Linked DNA regions of Mus musculus: region 1 is linked to region 2. The links are chromatin loops, found by intact Hi-C in ENCODE. Cell type or tissue: left cerebral cortex. All regions are shown on one strand.

What was found. Hi-C counts contacts between places; a loop is a spot of excess contacts. Peaks named below come from ENCODE experiments on the same cell type or tissue, not always from the same donor. Only the 100,000 strongest peaks of a DNase experiment are listed, where the experiment ranks them.
Region 1: it touches region 2 in a loop (5-fold over the local background); 1 of 42 quality-filtered maps calls a loop at or near these places.

Annotation. Positions count from the first base shown.
Region 1 is chr17:28,743,100-28,745,599 of GRCm38, reverse strand. It overlaps Mapk14 (mitogen-activated protein kinase 14), which reads right to left. Exons shown (of 12, transcript NM_011951.3): 11 at 444-617. Among named protein-coding and RNA genes, the nearest start is that of Mapk13, 25 kb to the left of the region's middle. In left cerebral cortex, a CTCF peak has its summit at 1,469 (motif pointing right); DNase peaks (open chromatin) are centred at 307, 1,771 and 2,301; H3K27ac peaks cover 1,556 bases.
Region 2 is chr17:28,872,994-28,875,493 of GRCm38, reverse strand. All of the region lies in intron 1 of Pnpla1 (patatin-like phospholipase domain containing 1), which reads right to left. Among named protein-coding and RNA genes, the nearest start is that of Pnpla1, 16 kb to the right of the region's middle. In left cerebral cortex, no CTCF peak of the experiment used is centred here; DNase peaks (open chromatin) are centred at 532 and 1,107; H3K27ac peaks cover 1,808 bases.

The DNA.
Region 1 (2,500 bases), 130 kb after region 2:
AGCCCTGGCTATCCTGGAACTCACTCTGTAGACCAGGCTGGTCTCGAACTCATAAATCTACCTGCCTCTGCCTCCCCAGTGCTGGAATTAAAGGCGTGCGTCACCAATGCCCGGCTTCAGTCTGTTTTTTTTTTTAACCTTAAACTTTTAATCTGATTCCCAAGTGCTGGGATCATAGGTATGTTGGAAATATGTGTGAGTCCTAGGTCCAATCTCCAGCACTGTTAAAAAATATTACATAAACGGGACTTGGTAGCACATGCTTTTAATCTCAGCACTCGGAAGGCACAGACAGATGGATCTCTGAGTTTAAGGCTAGCCTGATCTACAAAGTGAGTTCCTCTGAGTGGCTACACAGAGAAAAACCCTGGCTCAGAAAACAAACAAAACATGAATAAAATGAAAGCAAGCTCAAAGCCCACGCTAGCCTGCCCTGGACTCACTCTTCCACTCATCTATGAGAAGGTCCCTGCTTTCAAAGGACTGGTCATAAGGGTCAGCAACAGGCTCATCATCAGGGTCGTGGTACTGAGCAAAGTAGGCATGCGCAAGAGCTTGGGCTGCTGTGATCCTCTTATCTGAGTCCAAAACGAGCATCTTCTCCAGTAGGTCGACAGCTGTCACACCAGAAAAGAGGAAAACACATGACATCAGTGCCACCACTGTGCAAGTTCCAAGCACCTTTCACATCCACACAAAGCATCCTTTAAGGTGTCTGCTTCTGCATGTAACCCCTTCCCTCCATGTACGCATTGAATGCCTATGGCACATTTTAAAAACATTACTGAGGTTCTGGGTTTGAAACCCAGAATAATAAACAAACACCCCCTCCTACCCCCCAGCTCTCCTTCTCCATCCACCTTGGTTTTCATTTGTGGACACTGCAGGTGTGGCACACCACCATGGAGGCTTCCTTCCCCTCTCCTTATGCTGTGTGCACTCTCTCCCATTTCTCTCTAGTCTTTACATTTACCACCTCAATTGTTGGTAAGAGTGAAATTAGGCATACTGGGTGAGACCATGCCACAGGTGATGCTGTGACCTGGGGCACCACAGCCAGGAGCTCCATTTATGCTGAGCTAAGGTGGTTGGCATCTTGAGCTCTTCCCCGTTTCTCCCCAAGTGAATAATATGGGGAGATGGTTTGTCTCCTGGTGATTATCAGTTACTTTCAATAATGGCTTCCAGGTTTTTTCTCTCCCAAAAGTAAAACAGAAATAAACTCCACAAGTTTTTAGATTTAAGGTTTTTTTTTCTGTTTGTTTTTCGAGACAGTGTTTCCCTGTGTAGCCCTGGCTGTCTTGGAACTCACTCTGTAGACCAGGCTGGCCTCGAACTCAGAAATCCGCCTGCCTCTGCCTCCTGAGTGCTGGGACTAAAGGCGTGCGCCACCACGCCCAGCTAGATTTAAGTTTTAAGTATGTCTCCACTACAGTGCATGCCTGCTGGCTGAAAATCTAAAAGCCAGCAGAGGGCGCTGGATCCTCTGTAAGTGTAATTAAAGACAGTTGTGAGGCATCCTGTTGGTGCAGGGACTCAGACCAAGGGCCCCGTTGGCCATCTCTACAGCTCCAGATGATTTCTTCAGCGTGGAAGGCTCCATGGGTGTCGAGGAGAACTTCCTGAAGAGATGCTATACCTCTGCTCCTCTGAGTGATTATGTACCCTGTAGCCTGAACACCAGTTATCCACAGAAACGCAGGCTTTGAGGGTACAGAGGAAACAGCAAACATGCATACGCTGGCTCTCCAGTTTTAGAGTGCTGGAGGAGGGCTGGGATATAGCCAGTAAAGTTTGCAAAGTGTGCATAAGGCCTTGGATCTAAACCTAGCACTGCAGACAGTGAGCATGGTGGCACAACAGGCCACATGACTCTGTCTTCAACACTGAAGCACTGGTGGACTTCCTGGATACAAATCCTCACGTTCTACAAATCCGCTGACTTTATACTGAACATGAATGAGTGGGTGCCTGCTACCCTGGGGTAAAAAGAGGTCCACGTCCTCAGGATCAAAGCACTTAGATGAGGAACAAGGTCAGAAGTAAGAACAAGACTTTTCAAGTATGGAGGCAGACATAAATAGACACTCTAAGATCAAAGGGCAATGTGAAGTTCTCAGCTGTGTCTTGAGGCTAGCAGTGATGCGAAGCCTGTGACCGACAACAGGGCTGTTAATATTTATATCGCTGGTGTGCAGCCTGTTGGGGACGGCTAGGCTAGCAATCGGTAACAGCATGTTCCTTCTGACCAGCACTTGGCAATGGGCTGCCAGGCACGTTTGGATGTGAGCAGGCTGTGAAGAGCACCAGATGGGCCAGAGCCTCCTTTTAGTCTCCAGCAGCCTGGATTCACTCCTGTAAGGCAGCTCTTCTCAGTGTCTAAATGGGGATCTCTACCAGCTCCATCAGAGAAGACTCAGACACTGTGTACCGCACATCTGCTGGTGAGGATTCAGGGGTGGAATCAACATGGAAAGATTAGAGATCACAGAGACCCCAG
Region 2 (2,500 bases):
TCTGGCATTCATTCTAGTGCCTGGCGGCAGACACACAGAGAAGGCAACTGATTTGCCCAGAGTCACACACAGCAATTTAGAGACAAAAGGACAGCTTATTCCTATTGCATTTTATAGTTCGTGGATTATACGTTACTGGTCTAATCCTAGAGACTGCTAATGCTAGAGTGGCGTTGGACAGGTAGAGAAACTGAGGCAGGGAAAAGCGCCTTGCCTGAGGTCACACAGTCAGGCAATGTTGGTTTGCTGTTGTCTCGTTTTTTTTTCTGATGCCAAGCCACCCCTCACCCACACCCAGATCACAGTTGCCTTACACGATAGGGACCCCAGGCTTTGCTCCGAACATGGACTGCTCCTTCTCCTTCCTGGGAGTAGCAAGCCCGGCAGTGTCAGCCTTGCCATGTACAGACATGTGTACTCAGCACCTTCCCTCTAGGGAGGGAGGTGACCAGCTGGCAGGTTAGAAAACAACCTGGCAAGTGGCCACCAAGGTCACCCAGAAGACAGATTACCACGGAGGTATGCGCTTCTGGGAACTGGTTTCCTGTAACGGAGGCTGACCTCAGACTCACTATGTAGCCAAGAACAACCTTGAACTCTTAATCTCCCTTCTGCCAGTTTCCTAGTGCTGGGATGACAGATGTATGCCATCGGATGAACCATTTTAAAACCTTTGTTGCCGGGTGTAGTGGCACATGCCTTTAATCCCAGCACTCGGGAGGCAGAGGCAGGTGGATTTCTGAGTTCGAGGCCAGCCTGGTCTACAAAGTGAGTTCCAGGACAGCCAGGGCTATACAGAGAAACCCTGTCTCGAAAAAACGATATATATATAAATACTTAAACACACACACAAGAAGAACAACCCATGCTATATTCTCTACCTGTGCCGGACTATCCACTAGAAGTGGGCATGAGTGAAGTGGGCATGAGAGGTCAAAGGTCTGCACGAGTCAGGCTTCAAGTGCCTGCTTTAACTTCAGCTTTAGAACAGGATTCATTCCTAGTCAACAGGGAGGGGAGTGACAGGGATGAGGAGAATGGAAATAGCCCTGACATTTCCAGGATCCATGCAGCTGAAAATGGTTCAGTCTGGAAATCAGCTGTGTACCACACACACACACACACACACACACACACACACACACACACAAAACCAGAGGGAGGCAGGGAGGCAACTGGTTTCTCTCAGCCTGGGGGAGTTTGGCTTAAAATTCTTCCTTGATGCTTAAAGCAGGCACAAACCGAAAGGTCGTCTGTCTCTCTGCATCTTCTTGCTTCCCTCCTGGTTTGTGTGTGTGTCCAACCTCGAGGTCCCTGTGTGTCTGTCCCTGGGGTCCCTGTGTGTCTGTCCTTGTGGGTCCCTGTGTGTCTGTTCTTGGGGTCCCTCACTGTCTCTCCCTCCTCTCTCACTGTCTCTCCCTCCTCCCTCACTGTCTTTCCCTCCTCTCTCACTCTCCCCCAGCTTTTTTGGTAGTAAGGAGGGGAAATGGATAAGTAACCAGGTCTAACAAACTTCCTTTTGTGGAGTCAACCATTAGCAGTTCTGATGGCTCATGCTGGTCATCCCAGAGCACTGGAGATAGAGGCAGGAGGGTTGCTTCAAGTTCAAATTGAATCTGGTCACTGTTGAAGGCTATTTGATCACACCGTGAACCCTGAGATTCCTACTTCTAGTTGTGGTGTAGGCCCTTAGCACACACCTTTAATCCCTCTGGGTGCAATACAGACATAGCTTTAATCCGCACCTTTACTCCCAAACGATGAAGGTAAAGTGAGTTTGTAGAAGGAAGCAGCCATGTTTGAAAGTGATGTCTATTTGAGTGGTAGACAAAGTGACAAATCAGAGAAAGATTTGACAGAATAGTATATGCTTAACTCTCACGTGAACAGAAGGAAAGAGAGTCTGTTTAAGAAAGAGAACACAGAGAGAAAAAGAGAGGAAGCAGTTTTACCGGGAGAGTTTTACACAGATGATTGCAGAGAGAGAACAAGCTAGACACAGGTGGAGACAGGATGAGCCAGAGAAGGAGAAGGAGCCAGAAGATTAGAAGAGATTGCCAGAGTTAGTATGAGGCAGAGCAGAGCAATTCAGTCAGAAGCCAGATTGGATCAGTCAGCTTGGAGAAGAGTTTGAGCAAGAACAGCTGAGTTGAACCAGCCAGCCAGAGCTCAGAAAGAGCTAGAAATGGTGAGCTTATTCAGTGGCAAGTCTCAGAGGCTGAAAACATTCTAGGCCTAGATTAGTTTGTACAGAGGCTAGAAGCTTCCAGGACTAGGTAGGCCTGGGTTAGCAAATCGACGTAAGAAGACAATTACATCAGGTTAGCAAAAGTTACTTTACAGGTCTACATAGAGAGTTCTCCAGCCATGCTCACATGGAAGACCCCGTCTCAGAGAGAGAAGTGAGGGGGGAGGGAGGAGGGAGGAGGGGGAGGGGAAATGGGGAGGGGGAGAGGGAGAGAGGGAGAGGGGAAGAGGGAGAGGGGGAGAGGGAAATGGG